Linked DNA regions of Homo sapiens: region 1 is linked to region 2. A link is a contact called in ENCODE Hi-C or POLR2A ChIA-PET data. All regions are on one chromosome and are shown on one strand. The core of a region is the stretch at or near the end of the contact, and the rest is flanking DNA. Distances in the headings are between cores, read along the strand shown.

What was found. A loop is a pair of places that touch in the nucleus more often than their neighbours do. ChIA-PET counts read pairs that join two places held with the same protein, here RNA polymerase II (POLR2A). Pooled maps may share reads with other maps.
Region 1: a loop to region 2 is called in a pooled map, with 6 times the contacts of the local background. The contact joins two enhancer-like sites. A Hi-C loop is called at or near these places in 1 of 37 single-sample maps with no recorded cell type and 6 of 50 pooled maps. POLR2A ChIA-PET finds 5 or more read pairs at or near these places in 2 of 52 experiments (K562 and endothelial cell of umbilical vein).

What each region holds. Positions count from the first base shown.
Region 1 is chr19:6,019,147-6,026,125 of GRCh38, reverse strand. The region is part of intron 6 of RFX2 (regulatory factor X2); the gene reads left to right. RANBP3-DT (RANBP3 divergent transcript) reads right to left here. Exons shown (of 4, transcript NR_046376.1): 3 at 6,183-6,290; 4 at 5,763-6,076. Among named protein-coding and RNA genes, the nearest start is that of RFX2-AS1, 40 kb to the left of the region's middle. Within about 2 kb of position 2,610, at least 11 of the 41 ENCODE cell types and tissues checked have a DNase peak (open chromatin) inside an H3K27ac peak, as active enhancers do.
Region 2 is chr19:5,925,112-5,932,536 of GRCh38, reverse strand. It overlaps RANBP3 (RAN binding protein 3), which reads left to right. Exons shown (of 17, transcript NM_007322.3): 7 at 1-85; 8 at 1,006-1,133; 9 at 4,450-4,569; 10 at 6,800-6,903. Among named protein-coding and RNA genes, the nearest start is that of CAPS, 15 kb to the right of the region's middle. RefSeq lists an enhancer at 4,576-4,665. Within about 2 kb of position 5,821, at least 14 of the 41 ENCODE cell types and tissues checked have a DNase peak (open chromatin) inside an H3K27ac peak, as active enhancers do.

The DNA of each region.
Region 1 (6,979 bases), core at 1,361-3,860, 97 kb before region 2:
TGCTTGTAACCTGCATAGACATTTTTAAGACAAATGAAGGCAACCAGGTGCGGTGGCTCACACCTGTAATCCCAGCACTTTGGGAGGCCAAGGCGGGTGGATCACTTGAAGTCAGGAGTTTGAGACCAGCCTGGCCAACATGGTGAAACCCCGTCTCTATTAAAATAGAAAAATTAGCTGGGCATGGTGGTGGGCGCCTGTAATCCCAGCTACTTGGGAGGCTGAGGCAGGAGAATCGCTTGAACCCGGGAGGCAGAGGTTGCAGTGAGCCGAGATCACGCCACTGCAGTCCAGCCTGGGCAACAGAGTGAGACTCCATCTCAAAAAAAAAAAAAAAAAAAGAAGAAGACAATAAAATGACACCTTTAAAGTGTCATTTGTGAAAGGTGGTTGAGGGGAAGCCAATCTAGAATCCTACATCCAGCAAAAAATACCCTTCAGCAATGAAGGAGAAATCAAGACAGATTCTTTATTTGTAAAAGGTAGATAATAACAACACCTACCTCCTCGGGTTGTCATAGGGAGTAAATTATTTAATGTACGTAAAATACTTTCAACAATACCTGGCAGGTGATAAGCAGTATAGTTATATATGAAAAATAAAAACAATACAAAAATCAGCAACAGCAACAAAAAAGAGAGAAAATGACATAGGATCGGGAATGCCTTAGACTCTTAGCTAATTTTCTTGGGATCCTCTCTTGGAAAGAAACAGTAATTTGAGAAAAGCATAAAGCAGCTAATTCATACAGATTTTAGCGTCTAGGATTTTTCTCCTCCCCTTGTCTCTTGGGAGAAGACCGTGATCACAGTCCCCATGACAGGAGGTTGGGGGCATCTCAGCTCTGCACAGCCCTGTAGCAGGATGGGACTGGGGGACGTGGCAGGCTCCGTCTTTATTTCCAGGGACAACAGAGAAGGAAAGCTCTGGCCCCCTCAGACTCATCGCTTTCACTTCTCCCCAAACGCTCTTGATTCGGTTTTGCACATAGCTGGAAATGTGTTCGGCATCTTAACACTGGGACGGGCCATCGAAGTCAGAATGTCCTTCTAGTAGTTGCTCTCTAGCACTTAAACTGGGCTCTGACATTCTCTTGAGAATTCAGACATCAGAGAAGAAGTCCCCTTCAGTGGACCCCAGTCATCACCGTGATCCCGTCCTGACTCCCGTCCTCACCGTGATCCCGTCCTGACTCCCGTCCTCACCGTGATCCCGTCCTGACTCCCGTCCTCACCGTGATCCCGTCCTCACTCCCGTCCTCACCGTGATCCCGTCCTCACTCCCGTCCTCACCGTGATCCCGTCCTCACTCCCGTCCTCACCGTGATCCCGTCCTCACTCCCGTCCTCACCGTGATCCCGTCCTCACTCCCGTCCTCACCGTGATCCCGTCCTCACTCCCGTCCTCACTGTGATTCCATCCTGACTTCTGTGCTGGCCGATGTGTAAAATGAGGCGTTATCAAAAGGCAGTGAGTGATTCTGGGGGCAGAAAGTGATGTAGGACAGGTCCAGAAACCTGGGTTATGGGTTAGGTACAGGTGTGGTCACCTGCTCACCGCAGCCCCTGACGAGGCCTCTGCCCTTTGCCTCAGGGGGCTGGTCACTAGAAGAAATGGCAGAAATATTTCCTTCTGCCGATTGTCTTGAAGCAAAAAAGACAAAACAAAACAAACACCATGCCAGACCCCTGCTCAGTGCCCCGCCCCTCTCCAGGCTGGGTAGGACATGGTCATCCTGTCATCTGTCACTGCTGGATGACATCCTCCCTGTAGATGAACTCAGGGAGAAGGGAGTCTTCCACACGTGCTTGGAGAGAGGATCTCCCCAGCCCCCAGTCTTAAACTCAGAGCACATACATGGGAAAATGTGCAGAATACCATTCCCCATTCAGCAAGGATCAGGCCATCTTCAGCCTGAACGCAAACCCATGCGGGTCCAGGGTATCAGCCCTGGGCGAGAGGGCTGCGTGACCCAGGCAGGATGGGGGTGCAGAGCCTGGACAGGCAGCAAGTCCACGGGAGAGTTAAAATGTCTATGGGAAAATGGGCTGGGCACGGTGGCTCACGCCTGTAATCCCAGCAGTTTGGGAGACCAAGGCGGGTGTACCACTTGAGGTCAGGAGTTCCAGACCAGCCTGACCAACATGACGAAACCCCATCTCTACCAAAAATACAAATATTAGCCGGGCGTGGTGGCACATGCCTGTAGTCCCAGCTACTCTGGAGGCTGAGACAGGAGAATCGCTTGAACCTGGGAGACGGAGGTTGCAGTGAGCTGAGATTGCGCCACTGCACTCCAGCCTGGGAGACAGAGCGAGACTCCATCTCAAAAAAAAAAAAGAAAAAATGTCTATGGGAAAATGCATGAGCCGCTTGTCTCTGGCTGCTGGGATCCTTCCTGCTTTCTAACACTTCATCCGAAAGGCAGACTTTCTCAGGTCGCTTCCCCGATGAAGATTCGTATTCCCGAGCTGAAGGTAAAATCTCTCGTTTCTTTTACTCACTGATGATTCGCTGTTGAGTTGTTTCCTTCTGTCATGAGCTGTGATCAGTAAGATTCCGGGCTTGGTGACTCGAAGCAAAGGAAGTAAAATAAGATCTTTCTAAAAAGTTCACCACACACACGGGCAGAATAAACTTAGATCTTGTTTTGGCAAATGTGAGAGCCAGAGAGGAAGAGAGGAGTTAAAGCACGTGATCTGCTGATGGACGGGGTGACGTGCCCTTGCAACGATTGTCCCCAGGGCTGCCTGTGGCTGAGACTGAGGTCGTGGTGGGCAGCGGCCTTCTGCAGGTCAGGCGGGGGCACAGCCACAGTGCCACCTCCCCTGCCAGCCTGACCCTGTGGCAGATAAGCCAAGTGTGTGGGAGCAGCTGGGCCCTGGAGACCCATTTTCCCAGTGGCCTCCCAGACCTCCCTTCTCAGACAGCCCCAGGCAGGTCGCCCCAGCAGCAGGGCCTGTGCGCCTCTTCCTTGCTGCCAGCTGGTGACGTCAGACCACCGTCTACCGTGTGCAGGGTTCTGGCCAGGTCAGTGCCGAACATAGGGAGTAAAAAAGGAGGAAAAGTCACTCCAGGGAGCTTAGCATTTGAGGGCAGAAGGTGGAAGACGTGGGAAACCCACCTAGGGAACCCCTCACAGACATCTCTGAGCGGAGCTGGCCACGTGTTCCGCGGAGCTGGTTCCCTCCTCTGCGCTGTCTCAGGAGGGAAGGTGTATTCAGGTGCTGGGAGCCTGGTAAAACGAGACAGCATTGTCCAGACCCAGCCGGTCAACAGGAGCTTCCCAGGCCTCCCCTCTAGGGGCTTGGACCCAGGGGGTCTGCAGGGCCTGGAGGTCTGCACATTGGAAGAACCTTCCAGCCAGCTGATGGTCAGCCTGGCGTGGAAACTCCCAGGGAGGAGGAGGCCCCCTAGCAGTGTCCAAACTGGAAAAGGGCATGATATGGCGCCGTGAAAATGGGGATTAGCTCTTCCAGAGGGAAGGGGACGGAGCCGGGGCTGGGGATGAAACATGTCTTCACCCGACCGGGTGTGGCAGGCCACCGACTTGAGCAGAAGAGGCGGCCTCAGCCCCTGGGGGCCACCGGGCTGCCCTCAGGCTACCAGCCGACCGGGACCCCGTAGCAGGTTCACCGAGTCTCTGTCACCATGAGGTGGCGCTGTCTGCTAAAGTAAACACATCACTTGCACACCCTGCGGGAGAGAGCTGCGTGTGGAAGAGTCGTATTTGGGTTATGTGACTTTTTGCTTTGAAATCAAGAAACACACATTGTCAAAGGTCATTTAGCCTTCAGCTGGTGACCTGTGTAGCCTGGCACGATGGCCGTGCTGTCCTGCAGGCCACAGTGGGGTTGCTAGAGCCGGCAGCTCCTCAGAAGGGGCCTCTGTCCAGAAGTGCCGCTGTTTTCCCTTGGAATTCCTGCCTGCCTCGGATTAGTGTCTTAGCTCAGTGCGTGGCCTCCACCCTCAACAACCCCTGCGCCTCCCACAACCCCTGCGCCTCCCGCCCACGGTCCCATCTGAGGCAGGGGCAGCCAATCTTCCAGGCGCTCGGCCCCCAACCCCACTGCGTCCTCGCCTCCTTGCTCCTCTCATGCCCACCCCCAGATGCTCTTCAACCTCACCTTCAAGAAAGATCCAGAACCAGGTGGCACCCCCCACCTCCTCCACTTCGACTACTTCCCGAGCCGCCACTGTCCCTGTGGATTCTTTCGGCCACCTCCTAGCCAGCCGTCAGCACCCACCCCTACCCAGCCTCCAGCCCCTTCTCACAGCAGCCACCAGAGTGATCCTGCTAAAACCCAGGTCAGATCGCCACACTGCTCTGCTTGGAAGCCTCCAGGGCTCCCCTTGGCCCTCCAAGTAGAACCGAGTGTTGTCAAAATGGCCCACAAGGCCCTGCAGGACCCGCTCTCTCCCACTCCTCACTGTGCTCCAGCCACACGGGCCTCCTCGCTATTCCTCCAATGCACCAGGCTCGGACCTGCCCCAGGGCCTTTGCACTGTGGGGCCCTCTGCCTGAAGCTCTCTTCCCCAGGCTCCCCCTCACCTCCTCTGAGTCTTCACTCAGTGGGCACTTTCTCAGTGAGCCCTGCCTGACACCCCCACCCCACCTCAACTTACTATACCGTTGCAGTCCTCCCTCCAGTCCCTCCGTGGCGGCGACCCCATCCCCTTTCCCAGGTGAATTTCTCTGACGGCACTCGGCATCAGCCCTCATTCGGTTCATTTTACTTATTTATTGTGGGTCTCTGCCAGACAAGAACGGACGCTTCCAGGGGGCAGGGGTTTTTGTCTTTTATTCGCCGTTGCATCCCCAGCACCTAAACAAGGCCTGGCATAGAGCCAGCTCTCGTAAATATTTGTGGAATGGGTGAAAAGGTGGATGTTCCAAGTCGGATTATGTCAACACAGGGCACACCTGGACGGTTGGAATAGCTGCCCGAGCTGCTAGTGTATGGCCCGGTGAGACTCTAACTCACCACCAGGAGCCAGTGTCAGGCAAATTTGCCCCCAGGAATAGAAACAAGTATCTTAGGAGACAAAGGGGGCCAGGTAGGTGGGCATGATCCCTGCCTTCCCACCGGCAGGTGAGGATATCTGTCCACAGGGGCTGTGCCTGCAAAGAGCCCAGAACCACAGGCCTTTGTTGGGGGGCCGGGGAGAGGGAGGCGCTGGCATTTCGGGATTTTTTTTCCTTAAAAGGAATGATTTGATCCATTTCATCAAGAAGTGTGCTGTCCTGACAGATTGTGGCAAATGTGGGTACACATGTACATTTCCTTGGAAAGCGTTCTGCTTATTTGTGTTTGATATTGACACAGAAAGAATGCAAATATCAGCAGACAAAGCAGACTGCAGAACATGCCCAAACCAGAAAGGTGACTCCGTCCAGCTGCTGCCTTTCCTGGCATGAAGGTACCCGAGCCCTCAAGAGCAGGGGAGGTGGGCGAGTGTGGTTGGAGCGGCTGGACCCTCGTGGTCGGTTTCACGGAACTGACCTGTGATGCTTGCCGCAGTCTGACGTGCCGCCAGGTGTGGGCTCCAGCACCGAGGGATGGGAAGGCCCGGTGCATAAGTGGCTCCCAGCCTGCTGGTGAGGCGTAGACCCTGAACAGAGTCTGCAAGCCATACTTCGGTTCTAACCCCATTCTCCTCCCAGAAGTTCATCAACACAGAAGAGGGAGGAAATAGACGCGACTGTTCCAGCCGCTTCAGTCTTCTCTGTGGTTTCTTGATGTTGAGCAAGAAGGACTTGCTGTCAAGACAACTATGCATCCTTTTAGTGTCAATGTCAACGTAATTACCCAAGCAAAGGATTCTACTCTTAAATAGCCTGGGGGTTCGGGGGTAAACAGCAGAAGGATCATCTGTTCCAAAACTTTCTTTTTATGTGTGAGCCAGTATGTCCTCCTGGTGGATGGAGTCTTATACTCTAACCTCTCAGGACTCCTAGTCCAGTGCTCCTTCCAGCTCACCGCCCGCAAAATCTGGCCTCACAGTTTTAGCCTGAAAATCCGCATCGTCATTTGGCTCCTTGAGATGTGGTGTCACTGGCCTTGGCTCCTGCTGCCTGTGGAGGACAGTCTAAGAAGTGGCACCTGTGCCCCCAGCCTCAGAATGACCAAGGGAAGCCTCTGGCTTCTTCACCCAGACACCCTCTGTTGCTCCCCATCTACCTCCTTGGACAGTCTTTCTCTGCTGCCAGGCTTGAGACATCTCCAGGATCCTGCAGATGCTCACATGGGCAAACCTGGCTCCGTCTCCACCCTCAGGGAGAGCATAGTCTGCGGGGAACAGGCGATAAATCAATCAGCACACATGACAAATCCGGACGGTGAAGCCACTGGGAAGAAAAGCTTCAGGGCCCACACTGCAGCTCCCGACTGTCATCCCAACACTTCTGGAAGCTGAGGCAGGAGGATCACTTGAGCCCGGGAGTTGGAGGCTGCATGAGCCATGATTGCACCACTGCGCTCCAGCCTGGGGTGGTGACAGGATGAGACCCTATCTCTAAATATATATATATATATATATCCCTGTCTCTAAAAAAAAAAAAAAGTATATAAAAGTATATACACACACACACACACACACACACACACACACATACTCACACACTAACTTCAACATCAAGGTTGTGGTTCATAGTATTCATAGCATTAAATACAGGGAAGACTCCGGAGCTCTTAAGCTCTTAAGGGTCCAAGCACTCTGCCAGAGCCGGACTTTGGAGGAGAAAAAAGCAACACTGCCTCCATTGTATTGGAAAAAGTCCAGTCCAGAAAGTCGGAAGATGAAGGGTGTGAATGACTTGATGGAAAGTGAAAACTCTGATGTCCCTTTTCCCAAAGAGGCAAGTGAGGAAGAGATGAAGTCTCCACTCCGGGCCCTTCTCAGGGTCCTTTGTTTTAACTGCCCCTTATTCAAAGGACAAGAGGGCGGGGGTCCCTCCCTGTGGTTATGGGCACAGCCA
Region 2 (7,425 bases), core at 4,572-7,071:
AGCCAGAAGCCCAAGGAGCAGCAGCGGAGCGTGCTTCGCCCGGCAGTGTTACAAGCTCCGCAGCCAAAGGCGCTGTCCCAGACTGGTAAGAAACAGCAGCCCTGGCGCCCAGGCCCAGACGGCAGGGTAGAGCGTTCCCGAAGTCGCACCCGGGACAGCAGTGTTGCGACAGAGGTGACTGCTGAATGCACCAGAAATACAGAGAGATCAGGGAAGATGATCCTTTAAATCACCCCCCAGCCGTCTCCAGCCCCAAGCCTCCTGAGCCCTGGCAACGGAGAAGGGAGAGGCGGCTCCACAGCTTCCTCACAGCTCTCGGCTGAGTGTGACTGTGTGGGTGAAACCTGCTTTGTTCATTCACTGTCTTCATAAAAGCAGGCCGGCTCCTGGGAATGAGATTTATCCCTGTGTGTTTGCAGATAGAATTTCAGCCTCAATTTTCACAGGTTATCTTTAAAAACTTGAAAGGTCATTTTATTTATTTATTTATTTATTTATTTTGGAGATGGGGTCTTGCTCTGTCACCCAGACTGGAGTGCACTGGTGCAATCATAGCTCACTGCAGCCTCGAACTCCTGGGCTCAAGCGATCCTCCCACCTCAGCCTCCCAAGTAGCTGGGACCACAAGTGTGCACCACCACACCCAGCCAGTTTGTTTTATCTTATTTTAGAAACGAGGACTTGCTGTGTTGCCCAGGCTGGTCTCAAACTCCTGGCCCCAAGCATTCTCCCCGCTTCAGCCTCCCAAAGCACTGGGACCACAGACATGAGCCACTGTGCCCGGCAGGTTTCTCTTTTTTGTTTGTTTCTCTTGTTTTTTTTTAAATCCAAGAATTTTGGCTCTTTGTAGAGATACCAGGTCCTTCCTTAAAAAGGAGACATGTGCTGTGGGCTTTACCATGGGAGGGGCCCTAGACTAGACGTGGCCCAGCCCCTCAGCTATGTGAGTGGGGGTGGGAGGGCCGCCAAGCACCTGTGATTCCCCACTCTCCTTCCCTCCCACAGTCCCCAGCAGTGGCACCAACGGGGTCAGCCTCCCAGCAGACTGCACGGGGGCAGTGCCCGCAGCATCCCCTGACACTGCTGCATGGAGAAGTCCTTCCGAAGCTGCCGATGAGGTGTGTGCACTTGAGGTCAGTGGGTCCTGAGGCAGGGAAGCGCTGCATGCTAGGCCCCTTGGGAGCGGGAGGGCAGCCTTCCCAGCATGCTGTGGAGTCCACACGCTGTCACCTGTTCCAAGCAGTTTCCACGTGGGCCTATTGTAAGGCTCTCTGGATTTGCTCAGTAGGCTCTAAATAACAGTACCTGACAAACCAGATCTAGATTCCCAAGGGTGGTCTTGCTGGTCAGGCAGAAGAAGAGTGTCTCCCAAGCAAGCTCTGCCGGAAGGACCTGTTGCCCAGAGTTCTGCCGGAAGGGCCTGTTACCCAAGGCTGACCGCCACATGTCTCACGGGAGTGATCCTTGAGGGAGGACCTGAACCACTGCACTCTGAGGAGTCACTAGGGCCCGAGGAACGGCTGTCACTGATGGGTGTCTTGCAATGTTTAACATGAGGAATGTCTCCCCTCTCTGTGTCCACACCCAAACCACCCCTCAGAGACTCCTATCTGTGTGGTTCCAGTTGAAAATTTTTCTTTGGGAGTCATCTCAGAAATAGTTTGTTTAGGCCGGACACGGTAGCTCACACCTGCAATCTCAGCACTTTGGGAGGCCGCGGCAGGTGGATTGCTTGAGGCCAGGAGTTCAAAACCACCCTGGGCAACATAGCAAGACTCTGTCTCTACAAAAAATACACAGATTAGCCAGGCATGGTAGCATGTACCTGTAGTCCCAGCTACTCAGGATGCTGAGGCTGGAGGATTGCTTGAGCCCGGGAAGGGGAGGCTGCTGTGAGCCGAGGTCACACCACTGCATTCCAGCCTGGACGACAGAGCCAGACCCTGCCTTAAAAAAAGAAATAGTTCCATTTAAGCGGGGGTATGGTTTGGATTATATGGGCCAAAAGCTTTGTGTTTCACAGCCACTGTGAAATAAGGGCCTTTGATGAAGAGCCTCCTTTGAAGTTGGCAGAGATGGGTTTGAAGTCAGAATTAGGGTAACACCATGTGGTATCTTCTGTGTAAAAGCCAGATTGGATCTTTGTGTTTATTTTCCGCTCTGTGTCCATGGCCTGCAGTTTTATACCCTCCATCCCCAGTAGATGTTCTGGCTCAAAGGGTGAAAATGGCTGTCCACAATTAAATTTGAAAACATCCTCACGCCCTTTTTCAAACGAGTTTGCTGAATTGGAAATAGGGATCATTTCCACCGCATTCTGCGGCTTGGAAGCTTTGACTGCTGAGGTCTCCTGAGCAGATCAGGTGTGCAGTTCTGAGTTGGAGAAGGACTTAGAAGTGACCCAGCCCGTCCCGCCATCTCCCAGTGTCTCTGATTGTCCCCGATGGTGAGTGCACAGGCTGACCTGGTAGCACCCGCTACCGAGAGCTTGTTCCTCACTGGAGAGGCCTTGCTGTGTCCCATCCCAGGGGACGGAGTCCGTCTTCCTGCCGGTTCCAGCCCCTTCTCAGCAGTGCACACAGCTTGTTCCCAAATGGTTGAGCTCAGAAGTTGTGATGTGCTGGCTGCCATTCCCAGCTCCTGCGTCTGGCTCCAAAGCCACTGCTCCATGTGGGTCTGGGGTGGAGCCATGCGGCCACACCCACGCTGCCCTCTGACCACACCCAGTACTGTTGAGATTCGCCAGGCTCGCTGTGTGTATCCTTCTCTGGCCCTACAGCAGGAGTCCGAGCTTTTCCAAGCCGCCCATGAACATGGCACACACTGCTCATCGGGAACGTGAGCTATGAGGCATCTCCTCTAAGGAGGGCTTAGATGTTGGGGGCGACCCATGGGGGAACTCCTGGTACCGTCTTTGGGAAAGTGGGGAAGAGGCTTCCCCTCCCGCCCCACACACACACAGAGTCTCAGACTGGTTACAGGCCTCGGGATTCGTTTATCAGTTTAAGCGAATCCTCTAAGCAGGCTCCGCCAGGTCATAGACATACCCTGTAGTCAGAAACATTTTGCTGTTTGCCTGCCCCATCTCAGGTGACTCTGTGGGCTCCACCCACCCGGGATTAGCACCAGTCGGTGTGAGCAGGGGGCACACAGCGCAGAAAGCCAAGAGCCAGGGAGTGTTTCTGCTGGACGGGATGCAGGCGGCCCCAGTGGGGCTGGGGATTAGCCCATCCTCTGAGGACTTCCAGGTCGCCAAACACGTTGTGTGTTTAATTTTAAAAAGCCACGTTCACTCTTGCACAGGCACAAGGATGCAGCGTGAAGTCAGCAGTAGCAGAATTTCTAGGGAGCACAGTAGAGAAACATTTACACTTTTCACTTCCTTCACAGTTGGACCAGAAAGTGCCCTCAGCGCTGTGATCCGCTGATTCTGGGCCTGGCATTGTAACTCCAGGCTTCCCTGCCCGCTGGACACGCTGAGCCAGTCAGAAGCTGCCTGCAGCCTTTCTCACCTCCGAGTTCACGGTTGTCAGGTCCCTTCACGACATCTCCCAGGAAAACACTCCCTGCCTCACGTTCATGTCCACTGTACACATCGCCAGAGACTCCAAAGATCTGCCAAAAGCCTTTTAAAATTTCTTTTCAAATTCTACAACACCTTTTTCATCATGTGGTATAGGAAAGACATATACAAATTACTAGCAACTCCATATTCCATTATCTCAAGATAAATGCATTTGGTCTTAGGATATTTAGTTACAAAAAAGTCATGCCTACATGTTGAAAATATTTACACAAAATGGAAATCCTAGAAAGTAACAAGCAGGAGCCACCCTCCAGCTAAGAGGTTCCCGGGTAACCTCCGTCAGTAGTTTGAATTCTCTCTCCCGACTTATTTTCCTGGGCATTCCTCAACACACATACACACCACACATACACACACACACACACCACACACACGGGACTGGATTGGCTTTAACAGAAATGGAATCGCACTTCCGTGTCCCACAAGCTGCTCTCTTCTCTGATCCATGTATTGTGGGCATGTCAGAGGCCTACCTCCCTCTCGGTGGTAATAGCTGTGCTGTACTTTTTTTCCCCCATATTTTCTATTGTAAATTATTTCATTCCTTGGCCAATGATGAGCAACCAGGTTATTTCCTGTCCTCTGCCGGCACTAAGGCTTCTGCAGGGCACAGGTGTTTCTTGTTGTTTGGAGACAGGTTTTTGCTCTGTCACCCAGGCTGGAGTGCAGTGGTGTGATCTCAGCTCACTACAACTCCCAGGCTCAAGCAGTCCTCCTGTCTCAGCCTTCTGAGTAGCTGGGAGTGCAGGCACATGCAGAGGAGACGTGTGGAGTACATGATCTGGTGTGGGATTGCTGGGCATCCGTCTGGGCCAAGTGTGGCACTGGTTTTGATTACTCTGTTTTGTTTTGGTTTTTGATAGGAGAAAGAGCCCCAGAAAAATGAGTCCAGCAATGCCTCTGAAGAGGAAGCCTGTGAGAAAAAAGACCCCGCCACACAGCAAGCCTTTGTATTTGGGCAGAACTTGAGGGACAGAGTTAAGGTATGTGAGCTGTTGAACCAGCACATTGACTTTTTATGCCTTCCCCAGGTTCAACAGCAGGCAAGTAGGTAGATTTTCCTTTTAACAGGGGAGGGGAGCGTGGGACAAAGAAGGTGTTAGCGAGGCAGCCCCATGGCTCACGGCACAGTCTGCTGCTGGTGTGCGTGTGCTGGGCCCTGGCACTTCCCCACCAGCAGCCCAGGCTTCGGAGCCCTCACCTGCAGTGACTTCTCAAGTCAGGGTCCCTGGTTCTCATGGTAGCGGGGACAGGGAAGGTGACTGAACCTGAGGCCTCAGGCTTTCATAGCAGAGAAGAAAGACAGCACGGTCCAGTGTTCTCAGCTCTGCCCAGAGGTTTCTGTTCCCGTATTTCAGGGTTTCTCTGTTTCAGCACTAGCAGCATTACGGCTGGACCATTCTTAGTTTCTGAGGAGTCGCCCTGGGCACTGCAGGGTGCTGAGCAGCATCACTGGCCTCCACCCACCCAATGCTCCTGACATCTGACAACCACAAATGTCCCCAGACGTGGCCAGTATTCCCTGTGGAGTAGAATCGCCCCCATTAAGAACTGTCACCTTATTTTTTTTTAAGTGGGGCAGGGTGGGGTGACAACACTGTCTTCTCTCCTGAAAGGGAGCAAAGCGTCTGCCACCTCTTGGCTGCCCTCCAGACATGTGGTCCTAGTTTGGAGATTGTGTGGTGGGGAAGGGATGGCAGTGGTTGGAAACAGTGGCCCTGGACCATGCACTGGGACTCTAGGAAGACCAGGGTCAGCCAGCACCACCTTTCCCAGCCACAGACATGGAATGTGCTACGGCATCTCTAGCAGCTCCACTGGCAAGAAGCTTCTTTCAAAGCTCGAGAGGCGGTATCGGTGGCTGTGTCTAGAGACTTTTGTGGTTGTCACAACTGGGAGGTACTTCTGGAGGTCAGGGATGCCACTCCGCCCCTTGCAGTGCCCAGGATAGCCACACCACAGGGAATGTTCTGGGCCCAGTGTCAACATGTCAGTAGTGTCGACGGGGAGGGCCCTGAAATAAACAAAAACCTCTCTAGCATGCAGAAAGCACCGGCTTGTGTTTTCTGCTTTCCTTTCTGTTACTCACCGTCCAACAGAAGCCCAAGTCGAGAAACGTGGAAAGTTGATGTTGCTGTTGCCATGGCTTTAGGCAAAATAATGAGTCCCTCAGGGGCTGTTCCCTCCAAGGAGGGAGGGCAAGAGGCGGGGAAGGGCTTGGCCTGTGGAGTTCAGGCCCTGTGGAATCTCTGCCTTGAGTCTGGGGAGACAGCTGCTTTGAATTTGGTGGGGTTGGCTTCTTGCAGAAGTCAGAGGCTTACGTGCACTTCGCAGTCTCAGTCAAATCCCAGCCTCTCCTTCCAGGGCAAACTTGAGCCATGGATTCTTTTTTTTTCTTTGGACACGAAGTCTTGCTGTGTCGCCCAGGCTGGAGTGCAGTGGCATGATCTCTGCTCACTGCAACCTCCACCTCCTGGGTTCAAGCGATTCTCCTGCCTCAGCCTCCCAAATATCTGGGATTACAGGCGCCCACTGCCACATCCAGCTAATTTTTTGTATTTTTAGTAGAGGTGGGGATTTCTCCATGTTGGCCAGGCTGGTCTCGAATTCCTGACCTCAAGTGATTCCCCGCCGCCTCAGCCTCCCAAAGTGCTGGTATTACAGGCACGAGCCACCGCGCCCAGCCAGAGCCATGGTTTCTTAACCCTCTGAGCCTCTGCTTCCTTGTTGGTCAAACAGGGTCCCTAACATCCCCCTCCCAGGCCTCGTGAGGATTAAAGCAGATCGTGCATTTGACAGACTCAGCATAGCAGCTGGTAGGAAAGAGGCCCTCAAGAAATTCTGCTTCTATCATGTTCATAGTAAACCCCCCAAAACGTCAGCTTTGTAACGTTGTGTTATTGGTATGAAGCATTGACCGAGAGGCCAGCTTAGGCGTGGTTTTATAACAAGGCGTGGTTTTGTAACAAGGTGGAAAAGGCTCCTTGGAGCTTCATGAGCTCTCTTTCCATCCTAACTGTTAAAGCAAAAGGTGATGGAGTTGATTATAGCCCTGCCCCCCAGCACATGCACGCGCACACACACAGGCGGGTACAGGAGAGGGTTCATGGCTCCGAGCAGCTCCATGCAGCTCAGGGGGTCTGCAGACACTGAGCTGTGGAACTCCAGGCACCCCCCCACCCCCGATTACTGAGCGCTCCGTCTCATTCCCAGCTGATAAATGAGAGCGTGGACGAAGCCGACATGGAGAATGCTGGACACCCCAGCGCAGACACGCCAACCGCAACGAACTATTTCCTCCAGTATATCAGTTCCAGGTGTGTGTCTCGGTGTCAGCGGCCAGCCTGGCATGGCGATGCAGGTGGCCGCGAGGGCTTCTGCCAGAGAGGGGTCTGTGGTCCCCGTGCCCGACTCAGGCCCAGAATCCAGGTTGCTCTCAGGCCCCTCTCTCTCATTCCCCACTCTGGGCACAACCTTGGGTGGGCCAGGGTGGTGGGCCTTGTCCTGGGATTCACTGGACGCCTGAGACAGGACCAGAGTTCTGTGGGGTTGTCCAGGGGCCCATGGAGGCTACAGCCCAGCCCTTGGAGTGTGCCCTCTGTCTTGTGGACCTCATGCCCAGAGCAGAACAGAGCAGGCCAGAGGCGACTCAGGCGCCCCCTTATTCTGGGTTTGGGCACCTGGGGCAAAGACCTCATCATGTCCTTGACTGACATGGCTGGGGGTAATGCTACCCACGGACCAGCTGCCCCTCCAGGTGTCTCAGAAGAAAGCGTGTCCCGACTGGGAGATGGGCGGGTAGAGCAGGTGGAAGGTGGCTTCCCTCATGCTGTGGGGCC